Linked DNA regions of Homo sapiens: region 1 is linked to region 2. A link is a loop called in an ENCODE intact Hi-C map of the cell type or tissue named here. Cell type or tissue: PC-9. All regions are shown on one strand. Each heading gives the region's core, and the rest is flanking DNA. Links, peaks and the distances in the headings are about the cores only. Region 1 overlaps PRKCE (protein kinase C epsilon). Region 2 overlaps PRKCE (protein kinase C epsilon).

Region 1 (8,027 bases), core at 2,488-4,987, 110 kb before region 2:
CCCATCTGCCTTATCTCCTTCCTAGGCCAGCCCTTTGAGCTGGCAGTTTGAATTCAGAAGAACAGAAAACTCAAAGGAGCCTCTGGCTTCGGGGGAGAGTGACCACAGCAGTTTTAACACGAGGAGGTGGAGACCTGTTTTTGATCATTTTAATACCTTGTTTTCTCCTTTGCCCTGCCGCAGCACTCACCATGGCTGTTTCCAAAACATGGATAATGACGAAAACCTATGCAAACACTCTTGCATTTGCCACCGAGTGTATCTAATAGCTTGCAAGAATCCAGGGTGTTTGCTGAGGGAAGAAAGGAAGTACAGCCCAGTATGAAGGCTTTGAATGCTCAGATGGAGATGTGATGTTTGAAGTGTTAGAGGCACTAAAAGGAGGTAGGGAGGAAAAAGGATTTGGGGCGTGGAGCCTCCTGAGACAGGAAGCTTGGTATTGAGAGTGAGGCATTTGCTCTTCTCCCTAAACAAAGCAGAGAGGAGTAGGTATATTAATAACCAGGGAGATGCTGCTGCTGATGCTGATGGTAAATATTTACTCTGTCAGGCATAGTTTCTATGCATTTTATATAAATTAACTCATCAGATCCTCACAACAATTCTGTGAGGGAGGTACTTTGTCCCCACTTTGCAGATCAAGAGTGAGGCACACAAGGAATAATGGGTTTGCCCAAGGTCACACAGCTGCTAAGTGATGCCTGAGCCCAGGCAGTCTGGCTCCCAATCCCATGTGGTACCCATCTTGCTCTTGTCTTGAGAACCCATCTGGCTCAGAATGCTGCCTTTCCTCTGGGGCTGTCAGGGAGAACACCACGTTTATGAGTCAAGGTCCATAGCATGGACCCAAGAGGACACATTGTCCTCAGTTGCAGCTGAGTGGCCGTTCTGTCCCTCCAAGGCTCAAGGCTGTGGTTTCAGGGATGATTCTCTTCCACCTTGCTCCCTGCCAAACTGACTGGTTGTTCCTTCTGGTTTTTCACGTTCCTGGGCCTGGGGACAGTCCAGGTGATTGGATGGAAGCACACACATACTACAGATGGGATGTGGGAGGTGAAAGGACTGAGGCCAGCCTGGATGACACTGTATAGCAAGCTGTGGTGTGAAACTGTTCAACTCAAAGCCTTGAGAGCCATCGACTAGAGCTTTGAAACCCATGGTGGTGCTCTGGGAAGTGTGGAATGTAAAGCAATCATATTCATTTTTCATATAAAGCTTCAGACAAAGCTGTCTGGGTAAATGAAGAACAATAGTAAGACTACAGTGAAGCAACAATACAGGGAAACAATCGCATCAAGCTGGTTTGGGGCTGTGTCATTGCACAGCCCACTGTATTCCTAATGTATGGATCTGGGGTGGCTGTTTCTTTGAAAAGCAACAGTGAGTTTAAGGGGTGTTGGGAGTAATCACTGCTGTGGGGATTGCAGTACTTTTACAGGACTGAGATGAGCTCAGAGCAAAATAAAGGAGGATGTTTTAAGTGGGTTGGACTGAAGGGGCGAATCCTCAATGGGATTTTCCAGACGAAGGTAATGGAAACATCACGGCGCATCAGCTTTTCTTGGTGTTACATCATTCAACCAACAAGAGTTTATTAAGCACCTTTTAAGTGCCCAGAAATGTTCTATGTGCTCCTGGAACACATAGAACACTGCCAGGCACTTGAGAAACATGTGGGGAGAGGGTAATCTCCAGGGACCAGCAAGAAGGATACGGGTGTGGACCTGCCTGGTGGGGAACTCCAGGATCGAGAGGGTAATAGATTCGAGGTGGAAGTAGGCCTGAAAATGTAGGTAGATTTTATTTGGAGGGGGAGAGGGGGAGTTTGGGAGGAATGAACTGTGCTAAGGAAGGGCAGAATGAGAAAGGCCTGGCATAGTAGGAGGGCAATATGGCTGAGGCATAAGGGGGTGGGAGACAGTTGGGAATTTCAGGGCTGGGTTTTGAAGGATGTTAAATGTCAGCAAGAGAAATGACTCGTGACAGCAGGAATCACAGAGTTGAAGATTTTTTAACTTTGCTATTTGGAAGTGAGGTCCTTAGGAGGCCTTTTGTCCTTGAGTCTTGTTTCCCGACACAAATGCAATTGAAGTTTTCAAACTGAAAGCTTCTCTGTCTTCATTTGTTGTTCTCGATCATTCCCAACTTTCTGTTTGGTGCATGGTTGTTGCAGATTTTTGCATTGTCCCTGCAAGAGTTTACAGTTGAGGCCCCAAGAGATTGTCCTGGGTCATGTTGACCTTAGTGGCAGAAGCAAGGCAAGACACCTGGCCTTCTGTCTCCCCACCCCCTTCCCACCCCCCAGCATGGCAACAAACTGCAATCTTATGAGGTTCTAGCTCTAGCTCCCTCACATCCAGAAAACTTGTTTGGGTCTGGCGACAAATCACCTTATACAAGAGATTACACAGCCAGCATATTTGAGCCCCAAGGGTCAGGGGAGCCAAGCCTGGGGTAGGGAGGTGGAGGAGGCTCTTGGTTCAGGACTTCCAAGGCTAGTCTGGGATAATTCACCCCTTCAAGCCTCTTGTACCCTATCTCACAGGCTGTGGGCATACTTCCTTTTTGTAATATTTAGAAGTTGGTGATTGATGGAAAGGAGGGACAGCATTTAAAAATATTATTTATGTCTAGAGTTACTTTACTCAACATTGAATATTTACAAGTGGAGGTAATTATCTCCCCTAAGTTAGAGTTTCTAAGGGAAGAGACAGACCACCATAGCCTGGAGTGGACACAAGCAACAAATGTGAATTGAGCAGCCTCTAAATGTAGGACCCTTTGCTGGGCCCAGGAGGATGGTGGGGGTGGAGGTATAGAGCAGGCCACACCTCTGAAGGGCTACCTGTGGAACCTACCTGGGGACTAGTAGTACAGGTGAGAAGAGAGTTCCTGACAACCCAGTTGACCCTCAATGCCCAAGGGGTGTCTCAGAGGGAGACTGCTGGAGGAAGGATTGAGGAGTCAGGATGTGCCCTAGGAAAGAAGGTATTTGGAGCCCAGCATGAGGCTGATTTGGGGACTGGCATGTGTCGGGGGACTTGGGCAGGATGGTGGCCAGGGGAGCCCGGCCTGAGCATTGGGCACTGGTGGTGGTAAATAAGGTATGATTGGAATGCAGGCCACAGTACAGAAGTGGGTTGCAGTGTTGTGGAAATGAATGTCACCCTGGGGACAGAGGGAAGGCTTGGGCAAGAAGTGTCCCGATGGCAGCTGTATTGTAGATCAGCTAATTGAGATTCTATCTGCTGGGTGGATTCATGCTGAGGAGAGTAAGGGAAGACCTAGGAGCTGTCAGGCTAGAGGCTGAGGATTGGCACCAGGGACGAGAATGGAACCGAAGGGTGGGCACAGCAGCTTACAGTGAAGGGCTTGAGGGGGCTTAGTGACTGAGGAGCTCTGAGGTGCGGGGCGTGGGAGGACCTGTAGCCGGCTTCGGCTGAAGGGCCTGGGAGAGCAGGGTGCAGAATGTTCTGGCACCTGTCCAGGGTACTCTGTTTCTGAGTCATTTGTGTGTACCTTTTCAGAAATGGTTGTGTAATGTCCACACATATCAGTTTTTGTAGATATCAAATTTGTGTGTGTACAAAGGCACACAGAGACAGGGAAGCTAAATGTTCCTGTCACCTCCAAAAGGGAGAATGGTAATTTTGTATTTTGTAGTTTAGGGAAGGCCCCATGGCATTTTAACAGCAGCCGATTTACGGAGGATGAAACTTGAGCCAGCCCGGGAGAAAAGTGCTGTGGGCTCTTGGGAGAAATGAGAAAGCAGCCCACATTGTGTACCCACAAGCAACCCCAGCAGATGAGGTCAGCGCCTGGGGGTGCAAACCCTCTGGGGTGGCCCAGGTCCTGCCTGCAGGGTCGTGGCTGTCTGCAGATGTGTCTGTTGCTGGATGTGGACACAAGGGTAACTGCCAGCCATCCCCAAGTCTGCACAGTCACTCTCTTCCTTGTGCCTGGGCTGGGGTGCCCTGTAATGACTCTGGGCATAGAGAGCTTTGTGCCATGGGATTTGCACTTTCCACCTGGGTAACTAAGAACAGCTTGGCAATTTAAGTGGTGGTTGGGGTGCCTTTGGAGGTGCTGTGGGGCAAGACGTCCGAATCCGTGTCACTCACTGAGTGAGTTCCATCATTGCTAAGACTTTTCTATAGATTTCTCTTTTCTGCCTTAGTTAGGAGTGCTTGCTTTTTAACCTTCTGTCTCTGTAAGGAGAGTTGCTTCTTAACTTTTTATTTCAGTAATGATTCCCTTATGCAAAACTCTCATTAGTAATTACCCTTCTCTCCCACTGTAGGGTATACGATTGGTATGGGATGGCCAAAATATAATCACAGATAAGTGATGGATCTATTTCATTTTTTGATTGGGTTCTGTTAGTCACTGCCTTGTCATTAATTCCTGTTAAACCCCCACTCCCACCCCAATTGACCAGGTGCCATGCTAGGCCCAGGGGAAACAAAGAGGTATGGACTCTGTCCCCAAGGAGCCTGGGCTCCTACTGAAGTTGTTCCTTGCTGTCAAGCCGTGTGCTCCAGGAAACTTGTCAAGGAATGAAATGGACTCCACTAGGGCTTTGAATATTGGGATAGATTCCCAGGCCTGGGATTCTTAAGGCTTGAGAAGTTTGTCCTCGAGGACCACAGCCTTCCTGCTACTTCAAACGACACACCTGGATCTATGAGAGTTATCAGCAGTAACGTTGAGCCTCTGCTCTTTCTGGATGAAAAGGAACTGGAATTGGTTGGAAAATATTTCACCCCTAGTAGCTGAGCTGTTGAATTACTTTCGCAGACAGGCTATTGAAACTTTTGGATCTCATTAAATCAGGAAACCTGCCATTCACTGACAGATTAATGAATTAAAGAATCAGAGAGTGACTTGACTTTCAAGGAAAGTAAGTGGTGGATTTTCTTCTACTTGACTAATTGGGTACCAGGGGATGTGTTACACTCCAGATAGTCACTCCACAGCAAGAAAGTCGGGGGTAGGGAGCAGAAAGGAAGCCAGGAGTGGGCCATGGTGGCAGGCACTCCCAACTTCTTGGTTTAAATGCCACCAGTAGGCATCCTAGGAGAGCAGCTTCCATCTGCCTGGGACAGAGAGCTTCCAGTGTTCCATACCTGTGCCTCTGGCTGATTTCCCAGGTTGTTCCCTGGGCCCAGTTCCACCTCTGAGGGCATGTCCAGCTTTGCTGCTGGCAGCCACAGAGGCATCTGAGAGGCATGTGCTCTGGACAACTGGGTCTGTTCCGTGCTGGCAGAGCTTTCGCAGAGGCCTGCCCAGAGGCTCGCAGCTCCTGGGAGGAGCAAGGATATGGCGTCTGGCTCAGCTGAGATGGACTGGGCATTGCACTCACAGGATGTGCTCACTGGCTCACTGGCTTTCCTTGGCACTGCAGGGAGGTTGGCAGGCTTATGTCACACACCCTGCAGGCTGCTGCAGTTCCATCCTGTGTAGTGCTGACTGCACTCCCAGCTTTCTATGAGGGCACAGCCCAGCATGGCTGTATGCAAGTTTACTATGTTTGTTGGTGGAGAGGTAATCTTGAGGCAATCAAAGAGAATCAGGGATAATTTGCAGGCTTCAGCAGGACTGTTCTGTTGTTAACACAATTAGTTCCATTAATCCTCTCCAATCATCTAAGGTAAACAGACAGCCTTTGAAGTCAGGGCAAACATCTTTATGAAGAAAGGAAAGGATGAAGTGATCAACTCCTTTCTTTCCAAAGCCCTTACCATTGTGAATCCTGAACAAAACATTAAAAGCACCACCACCTGCTATATCCACACAGGAGGACCAGGGAAGCAGCTCGGGGAGTCTCTTAAGCGGGGCGTGTTGTGTCCCCAGCAGGGCATTGGGTTGGACTGGTGGGGAGGACTCCCTTCCCCAATTGAGCTCTTCAAGAAAGCCTAGAATTAGCCTTTGGATAACAGTCCGGTTGGGCTACTTAAGTTGACCATTTCCTCCCTCCCTCCCTCCGTCCCTCCCTCCCTCATTTCCTCCCTTCTTTTTCTCCTCCTTTTCTTTTTATTTTATTATGGAAAATTTCAAACATATTCAAAAATAGAGCAGAATAATGGACCCTCATGCCTCTACCACCCAGTTTCAATAGTTGTGACCCATGAGCAATTTTCCAGTTGGTATTTAATGATCGCCACCCCTCCCTTTATGTGAGTTTTCTGATTTGTTGTGTGTTGCTTATCTGTTTATGAATGAAGGGGGAAATTCTAATGGAGATTTCCTGTCTCTTCTTTCTCTTCTCCCTTAGAAGTTGAATGGGCCAACAATTTTGGTTGATGTGGAGGTTTTCTGGGCCAAGAAAGCTGCAGTCAGGGCAGGAGACGGGGTTGGAGAGGTTGGGTGGTGGGAACCGGGAAAAGGTTCTGCTGAACGTGGGTTCGCCTGGTGGGGTACATGGATTGAGAAATGAGACTGCCTTTTTGTTTAGATTTCAGCAAATTTGCCAACTCCACATTACTTTTTTCCTCCGGGGATGAATGTAGAACTAGTAGCCTTCATAACAACAGCTATGCCAGTGTCATCTTTGCCTGGCCTTGGTTCTAATCCTCTTACTCCCTTTTCTGTGTCTCACCTTAAAACAGGAGCTGCACCTTGTGGGGAACTTGTGGCTCTGCAGCCTAAGTAAGAGAGCACCTTGGGCAATAGGTTTAGGCACTAGCCACGGTTTTCCTGCAACAGGCCTGGGACTTGGGGGGGCCCTGCTGCAGCCCCCACCAGTGTATCTTGACAGAATTTCGGAGCTAAGGTGTTTAGCGGTGAGGGGTGGGACACCAAACTGTGTTAGAGCAACAGCAGCAGGCAGATAGGTTTCTTAGCAACAGGAAATGCCATTATGCCAACTTGAAACATTAGTTCAGTTTTCCTACTTTTTTTTTCCCCACCACACAAACCTCACTTTGCAAAAAGTGCAGACAGTTAGTTCAGTGGTGCATGAAATCAATGTTACACCTGATTTAATAAAAACTACAGTATGCAGCTGGGCCCAGTAGCTTGCTCCTATAATCCCAGCGCTTTGGGAGGCCAAGAGAGGAGGATCGCTTGAAGCCAGGAGTTCGAGACCAGCCTGGGTAACGTAGCGAGACCCTATCTCTACAAAGTATGTTAAAAAAAATTAGCCAGGCATGGTGGCATGCACCTGTAGTCCCAGCTACTTGGGAGGCTGAGGCAGGAAGATCACTTGAGCCCAGGAGTTAGAAGCTGCAGTGAGCTATGATCATACCACTGCTTTCCAGCCTGGGCAACAGAGCAAGATCCTATTTCAAAAACAAAAACATACCCCACAGTGTATATTTGGCAGGGACGGGGGGATGGGGGGATGATAGACTTAGGTTTTTTTGCCATCTCTTTAGAAGATATACAGAAAGTTAACAGAAGCAGGGCTTTTATAAGTCATGTGTCTGTGAAGAGGGTGCATGTTTGGTGGTGATGGTATGGAAGGAGAGAAGTCAAAGTAGACCCCACCCAGGGCAGTAGAAGTCAGGCCTTTGCATTTTCAGACACCGGAGCAGATCCTCCTCACCCTCCTGGTCTCAATGTGTTGGAGGGCTCCAGGGTCAGTCCTCATTCCTCTAGTTTCATGGCTCAAACTACAGATCCATATCTTTTATCCAAAATGCTTAGGGCTAGATTTGTTTAGAAATAAAGCATTTGGGGGAATTTTAGAAGGTTAATATAGTAAATATTCTGTATGTTACATGACATTCCCACTAGATTCTGGGGCAGGTCTTTGTGATCAAACAAATAATATTTCTATATCACAAATGTACAAATATTCACATGAAGTAGAATAAACATAGACAGCAAATAGCCTTATGTCATTTTGGGTTAGGTTTTATTGCTGAATAATTTTGACCCAAACTTCAATAAAACTTTTAGTTTTTAGAGCTGTGGCTGTCAGGATTGTGGGTCACAGATTGTGGGTCAGTGCCATCTATCTGCTGCCAACTACCAAATTCAGGTCTTAAGCTTGGACCTTCCCCCCGAACTTCAGATCTGTAGAT
Region 2 (8,027 bases), core at 3,594-6,093:
CTCAAACTCCTGACCTCTGACCTCAGGTGACCCACCCGCCTCAGCCTCCCCAAGTGCTGGGATTACAGGCGTGAGCCACCACACCCGGCCACATACTGAATTTTTAAGATGCTGGGTGACCAGCATCCAGATGGAGAAAGAGAACATGGCCAGCCCCCTCCATCCTCTCTTCTGCTCACTACCCCTCACCCAACTTCTTGACTCTCAAGAACGTGGAATAGTTTTACTTGGTTTTGAACTCTACATGGATTTATACAGTGTATACTGTTGTGTCTGGTTTTTCATTCAACATTAGGTTTCTGAGATTCATCCATGTTTTTGCATGTAGTTTATTCATTTTCATTGCTGTAGACTAGTCCATTGTGGGAATATATCCGTTCTATAACTGATGGACATGCACTTGTTTCCAGTTTAGGGGTAGTATGAATAGTGCAGCTATGAACATTTTAGTTCATGTCTTCTGGTGAACAAATGTACACGCTGGCATTGAGTGCATACCTAGGAGTAGCATTGCTGAGTCATGGGTTGCAGCTGCTCAGCCTCAGTAGATACTGTCGGTGTTCCAGAATGACTGTACAAATTTACACACCCACCAACAGTCTGAGAGTTCCAGTTGCTTCACAACCCTGCCAAAACTTGGGATTATTCATCTCTTTTCCATATTTAGCTGTTCTGGTGGGTATGTTTTATTGTATCTTTTTTTGTGGTAAAATATACAAAACATTAAATTTACCATTTTAAGTGTATTGTTCAGTGGGATTTAGTGTGTTTATGTTACTGGACAACCATGACCACTATCCATCTCCAAAACCTTTTTCGTCTTTCCAAGTTGAAATTCCGTACCCACGAAACACTAACTCTCTACTCCCCCCAGCCCCGGGCAATCGTCATGCTACTTTGTCTCCATGAATTTTGACTACTCTGCATACTTCATATAAGTGGAATTGGGCAGTATTTCTTTTTATGACTGGCTTATTTCACCTAGCTCAATGTCTTCAAGGCTCATCCCATGTTGTAGCAAGTGTTAGAATTTCTTCTTAAGTCTGAATAGTATTCCATTATATCTATAATATATACCACATTCTGTTTATCCACCATTCTTTGATTTTATTCTGATTTTAATTTGCATTTCCCTGATGTCTTTGCATTGCTCTTGAGTGCCTTTTTATATGTGCATCATCTATTTGGGTATCCTCTCTTAGAAGTGCCTACACAAGTCTTTTGCCCATTTTTCTATTGGGTTGTCTGCTTTAAAAAAGATGATTTTTAGAAGGTCTTCATAGATATTGGATATGAGTCTCTGTTGAGTATATGAATTGCAAGTACCTTCTTGTCTGTGGCTTACCTTGTAGTTCCTTAAGAGGATCTTTTGATGAACAGAAGTCCCTGAGGAATGTATCAATTTATCAGTTATTTTCTTTATGGTTTGACCTTTTCGTATTCCATTCAAGAACAGGCTGCCTACCTGAATGTCTTAAGGATGTTCACCTATGACTTCTTCCAAAAGTTTTGTTTTACCTTTCACCTCATATGCCTGCTTTTTTTTTTTTTTTTTTTTTTTTTTTGAGACTGAGTCTCGCTCTGCCGCCCAGGCTGGAGTGCAGTGGCGCGATCTCGGCTCACTGCAAGCTCCACCTCCCGGGTTCACGCCATTCTCCTGCCTCAGCCTCCCGAGTAGCTGGGACTACAGGTGCCCACCACCAGGCACAGTTAATTTTTTTTTGTGTTTTTAGTGGAGACGGGGTTTCACCATATTAGCCAGGATGGTCTCGATCTCCTGACCTCGTGATCCGCCCGCCTCGGCCTCCCAAGGTGCTGGGATTACAGGCGTGAGCCACCGCACCCAGCATGCCTGCCTTTTTAACTGGGAGTGGTTATTTTGACCCTAGGGGAACTAGGCTGCTTATAGCACAATCATAAGATTTGGGCAGCACTGTAGTAAAATCATGTTAACTTGGTAACAGGGTCGGGGGACTAGTGGAAGCAAACATAAGTGCAGGTACTCCTGGCTTCAGGCATCATGTTTTTCTAAAGAGTTGCATGTGAATTTTATCCAGTGAATTTGTCCATATTATAAACACTGAGTCTGTGACTTTTCAGAGATTTCCACCAAAGTTCCAGAGGTAGTCTCCTAACTGACCTCTGCTGTCACCGACTTGCCAAATTAACTCTGTCTCCCATTCTCTCTGACACACGCTCAGGGCACACTTGAAAGCTCACAGCCATAGTGGAGCAGCTTATGCCGTACTCCCACTGTACACTTCTGTCCCCACCAGTAGTTGTGTGTTTATCAAAAGCCACTTGTATTTGTTCTTATTGTAATAAATAATTGTAATGAAATCTTATTTAAACTGAGATGAGTGTGAAAAAAAGTTTCTATTAAGACTAAGTTGAATGTGACGGAAAAAGCCAAAGATAAATTTCCTATAAAATTACTGTTGGCCAGGCATGGTCACTCATGCCTGTAATCCCAGCACTTTGGGAGGCTGAGGCGAGCAGGTCACTTGAGGTCAGGAGTTTGAGACCAGCCTGGTCAACATAGTAAAACCCCATCTCTACTAAAAATACAAAAATTAGCCAGACGTGGTGGCACATGCCTGTAATTCCAGCTACTTGGGAGGCTGAGGCGGGAAAATCACTTGAAGCCACAAGGCGGAGGCTGCAGTGAGCCGAGATCACACCACTGCAATCCAGCCTGGGTGATAAAGCGAGACTCTGCCTCAAAAAAAAAAAAAATTACTGCTAAATTGTGTGAGAAAAATAATAAAGCTCTAAAAAGATTCCAAATTCACATTACTTCACAAGTATCTTTAATTTTTGCTCCACTAGAAAGAAACCACAATTGGGCTGGGCATGGTGGCTCACACTTATAATCTGAATACTTTGGGAGGTTGAGGCAGTAGGATTGCTTGAGCCCAGGAGTCAAGACCAGCGTGGGCAACATGGAGAGACCATGTCTCTACAAAAAAAAAAAAAAAATTTAAATTAGCCAGGCATGGTGGCATGTGCCTGTAGTCCCAGCTACTTGTGAGGCTGAGGCAGGAGCATTGCTTGATCGTGGGAGGTTGAGGCTGCAGTGAGCCATGATCATACTACTGCACTCCAGCCTGGGCAGCAAAGCGAGACACTCACTCTCTCTCTCACACACACACACACACACACACACATAGAAAATGGAAATGGAAATCATAGATAATGTTTGTCTGTAAGAGATGATGAGGGGGACCATACCTTAAAGAAATTGGCCTTCTGTTATTGGCAAGTGAGTACATATATTTGTTTTTCAATATTTTCAGTTTGAATATTGTTAGTTAAAATACTTAAAGTACATACATCTTTTCTTTGCATGATTCTCTGCTTTACTGACTTTTTATTAAACAAACATTCTGCCATTCACCAAAGATAAGTGGGGCAGAAGAAAATAAACCCCCTCCTCTCAGAGCCGGCCTCAAGCTAAGAACTTTTGAAGTACTGTTTTAGCTAAAAAATATTAATACTTTAAAATTTGCATACTATACCATGTTTATAAACAAAAGTGTTTTTCTTTTCCAAGGTCTTCATATAAAATTGCAGCTTAGGGTTGGGCACGGTGGCTCACGCCTATAATCCCAGCACTTTGGGAGGCCAAGGCAGGTGGATCACTTGAGGCCAGGAGTTCCAGACTAGCCTGTCCATCATGGTGAAACCCCATCTCTACTAAAAATACAAAAATCAGCTGGGCATTGTGACGTGCCGGTAATCCCAGCTATTCAGGATGCTGAGGCAGAAGAATTGCTTGAACCCAGGAGGCAGAGGTTGCAGTGAGCCAAGATCATGCCACCGCACTCCAGCCCACACGACAAAGTGAGACTGTCTCAAAAAAAAAAAAAAAAATCGCAGCTTAGCTGAATTCTTGATAGAAGGTGGTGACTTAGATGCCTTCTCTTCTGGTTTGTCTGCTGTGTCTGTGTGCACCTGGACCCATTGTGCTCTGGAAAGCAGGCACACTGGAGTCCTGGAGTGCAGGCTGGCTGGCGCCTTGCAGTGCCTGGTGATGGCTGGGGTTTGGTCCCTGGTCTGTCCCCTGGGGTTCCCATGTCTATTGGTGAGGCAGCAGTGTGTGCTCGTAGGAGACCCTCTGTCAAGAGGCTCTGTTAGGAGCCAGCCTGCTGCCCTGCCTTTGAGGCTGATCCTTCACCCTAGGAGGGCAGGCACTGAGGGCCAGCACTCTGGTCACGCCAAGGATGCTATGGCGACCCACTGAAGAATGAGCTATTACCCTGCCCACCCCTGCCTGCTGTGCCCCCAAGCACCCCTTGGGGGTTACTCACTTGCCTTCCTGGTATCAGGTTAAGAGGTTATTAGACCTTCCATTTATTCACTCAATTCTTTTCCCTGCTCTCCTGAGTAATAGCTCAGGAACCCGTGCCCCAGCCATGCTGGGAACATGCTTAGAAAGTAAGGGGAAACCTTTGGGCCAGCACCCACGTGGTTTTGAATCACTCAAGGACAATCTGCCTAAGTCACTGGCTTGGTGGCCGTGGGCCAAGCAAGGAGTCATCCAGTAGCGCCTCTGCCCTCACTGTCCTCCTCCTCCAGGTTTCTTTACCGAGAGGAAGCCAGCGGGAGGCCCGACATCCAAAACATTGACTAGTGTGCCCCCGTGTGGCTCTGGTGGAAGGGTTTGGAAAATGCAGCCAGGTTTTCCTAACCTTACCCACCAAGGCCGGAGGATGCCCTAAGGACAGCCTGCAGCCCCTGCAGCCCTCTTTTTGCGTAATCTTTGATTTTTCTTGTTATTATTTCTTAACAGTTAAGCGCCTTAAGGCCTCATTTAACTTGAGTTAAAGAAGTGTGATTTTGGAGGACCCAAAGATTTTCCACTGGTGTAGGGAATGTCTCCTCCCGGCTCTGAGAGACTTCCTCCAATCCACAACCTACCGCAGGTATGTGTTCTTATTAAAAGGGGCAGGGACAAAAGCTCTGCCTGTCCCTCTTGTACTTTCAGGCTATAATCAATCAGCAGGCACACCTGTTCAGACTGTGACATTGAATTTCCAGGATCAGAACCAGAGCCTGGTACAGACACAAGCCTTCCAGTACTTGTATTTTAAGTTCCATAGATGCTTGGACCTTTTGTGGGCTCCTGGGACAGTGATCATGAAAGAAGAGTGCTCCCAGGGGATGAGCAAGATGATCCCCTTTGGCTGGGAAGAAAAGATTCCATGTCCATCTGGTTTTTATTACTCCTCTAAAAATGTTCCCTTTATAGTTTTATAATTGTACTTAAATAAAAATAATTGCACTTAAATAAAAAAAAATTGGGGAGATTATAGCAGAAGCTGTTGGTGTCCCGGCCATAGCTGTGTCCCTTGGTCTGCCACAGAGGTCACTCCCAGAATACACTTAGGACTCCCTGTGTCTCCTTCTGAGGGTGACCTGAGCCACGATGTTATGGGATGGAGGCTAACACCTGGTAGGCCCCACATTTTTGACAATTTGGTTTTAAGAAAACTCATAGGTATGGCCACACGTGGTGGCTCACGCCTGTAATCCCAGCACTTTGGGAGGCTCAGGCGCGCGGATCACGAGGTCAGGAGATGAAGACCATCCTGGCTAATACGGTGAAACCCCATCTCCACTAAAAATACAAAAAAAAATTAGCCAGGCCTGGTGGCGGGCACCTGTAGTCCCAGCTACTCGGGAGGCTGAGGCAGGAAAATGGTGTGAACCCAGGAGGTGGAGCTTGTAGTGAGCCGAGATCATACCACTGCACTCCAGCCTGGGTGACAAAGTGAGACTCCGTCTCAAAGAAAAAAAAAAAGAAAGAAAACTTGTAGGTATATATCATCGTTCCAACAAAAGCTGCCATTATCGAACGCCTACTGTGTACCTGGTACTTGATAATGATTACATTCTGTCACTCCAACTCTGGAAGGTAGATATTATCCTCCCCCACCCCACTTTTCTTTAAAGAGGTGAGGAAACTGAGGCTCAGCAATGACTGTGGGGATCTGGGAGCAGACTGCAGGTCTTGCTGGACCCAAGGCCCATTCGCCCTCCTTGCTGCCATGCTGGCTTCTCTACAGTGAGAGTAGCCTTTACGTTACGCACCACTAATGTCACTCAGAGGGTCCCGACCCTTCCCCTTCGGCCTCTTCTTGTTCTCCTCCCTCTGTTCCTCTTGGATTCTCAGGAGCCAGTGTTAGCCCAGAAATGAAGAATTAAAGACTGTTCACACCCACATAGAACCATCTGCTCTCTTAGCCTCAGGGCAGGGCTGATGGGGGTGGTATTTAGTCTCTTGGAGGTGGTATTTAGCCCCTTGGAGAGGTGGTGCAAATATAGAAGCTGGTGTAGATGGCTTGGCTGGAGGGGGGCTATCTGGCAATTCAATGCATCTTGTGAGTTTTGGAGAACTAGGGTGACTATATCATTTATCCTCCAAGAAAGGACACAGTTGAGAATGATAAGTGACACTATACATAATTACTCTAAGAAAACAGGCAAAATCTAGGACTATCCTTAGTGACTTGGAACCTACATCCTCCCTACCCACTCTATAGATATCCCTGCATTTTCCACCTTGTGTCTGTGATTGACCTGTTGTGTCCCTTTCAACATTTCAGCGCCCACCCCTCAAACCCCCATCAAGCCTTGCAGCAGCTATTTATTCAGTTAGCAAACTTTTCCTGGCCTCCAATTTGCATTCTTTCCTAACTTATGGGTCCCTTCTCTTTTGCCTAGATGCTGCCTTTCCCTGGCTGTTTGACCATAAACTCATGGTATCATGCCTTATTCAGCAACTCTTAGAACAAAGTAAACAAATGTGCAAGTTTGCTTAAATTGAGAAAGCTTATATTTACAAAGTCGTGCCAGTTTTCTTTCTCACTCATCTACAGTTCTCTCAAACATTGGCCCTATTCCTGATGTATTAGATTGCAAACCCCTGAGGGCAGAGGCTGGGTGTTCTCACCCAGTTACACATGGTGGGCACCTCATTCGTAACTCTTTCTAGCACATTCAGCGCTCTGCCCTCTGGAGTCTTGCGGCTGAGTCAACACTCAGGAATCCAGCGCAGTAGGCTAATTCCACGCTGGCTCTGACCTCATCCAACCCTGCTGTCCCAGTGAAATCCAGCCCACAGCACCCTGCCAGGGTGGAGGAGGTGCCGGGCTATAAATCTCCCCGTTGTTTCTTCTCCCGGAAAATATAAAACCAAAACCAAACATTATACATTATGCCCTCACTCACAGAGTCACTTGGAGGCTTCAATAAGACAAGGGATATGGGTGTGTTTCGGGAAAGAAATTTGATACAAGTGCCAAGTGCTGTTATTGAAGACCTTAGGCATTTATTTTGGTAGCACCCCAATAGTGACAAGAGATGGGCTTGTCTAAAGCCAGCACTGCCACCTTCCCCTGTGTTCACCACTTCATTCCCTGATGTCTTACTGTCAGGCAGTTGGGCCTTGGAGCTGCCCTTCCTTCCGCATGTTGCTCTTTCATCATTTCATACCGTATTCTCCTGTAGAGTAGCATCTGGGCACCTTCCTTTGTCGAGGTTACTAAGACTTTCAAAGAGACATTTCAACCCCAAGTCACTAAGAGAAAATGTAATGCAGCAAGTGATTCCAATGGCAGTTAGTTAATGCACTTTTTTTTTTTTGAGAAGGCGTCTCACTCTATCGCTAGGCTGGAGTGCAGTGGCGCAATCTCAGCTCACTGCAACCTCCGCCTCCTGGGTTCAAGTGATTCTCCTGCCTCAGCCTCCTAAGTAGCTGGGACTACAGGTGCGTGCCACCAGGCCCAGCTAATTTTCGTATTTTTAGTAGAGACGAGGTTTTATCATGTTGACCAGGATGGTCTTGATCTCTTGACCTCATGATCTGCCTGCCTTGGCCTCCCAAAGTGCTGGGATTACAGGCGTGAGCCACCATGCCTGGCCCGCTAATGCACTTTTAAGGCATGCTTGCTGTAAATTGTTTTGGGAGTCTGCCGTCATTTCTGAGATGTGGGTGTAACCCAGCCCCTCACCATACTGGGCTG

The links. A loop is a pair of places that touch in the nucleus more often than their neighbours do. Peaks named below come from ENCODE experiments on the same cell type or tissue, not always from the same donor. Only the 100,000 strongest peaks of a DNase experiment are listed, where the experiment ranks them.
Region 1: it touches region 2 in a loop (8-fold over the local background); 26 of 110 quality-filtered maps call a loop at or near these places.

What each region holds. Positions count from the first base shown.
Region 1 is chr2:45,818,601-45,826,627 of GRCh38, forward strand. All of the region lies in intron 1 of PRKCE (protein kinase C epsilon), which reads left to right. Among named protein-coding and RNA genes, the nearest start is that of PRKCE-AS1, 150 kb to the left of the region's middle. RefSeq lists a silencer at 3,370-3,664 and enhancers at 4,764-5,286, 5,287-5,808. In PC-9, for the core only: no CTCF peak of the experiment used is centred there; DNase peaks (open chromatin) are centred at 3,151 and 3,521; H3K4me3 peaks cover 1,123 bases; H3K27ac peaks cover 1,630 bases.
Region 2 is chr2:45,931,927-45,939,953 of GRCh38, forward strand. The region is part of intron 2 of PRKCE (protein kinase C epsilon); the gene reads left to right. Among named protein-coding and RNA genes, the nearest start is that of PRKCE-AS1, 260 kb to the left of the region's middle. RefSeq lists an enhancer at 4,235-4,544. In PC-9, for the core only: CTCF peaks have their summits at 4,656 (motif pointing left) and 4,864; a DNase peak (open chromatin) is centred at 4,505; H3K27ac peaks cover 594 bases.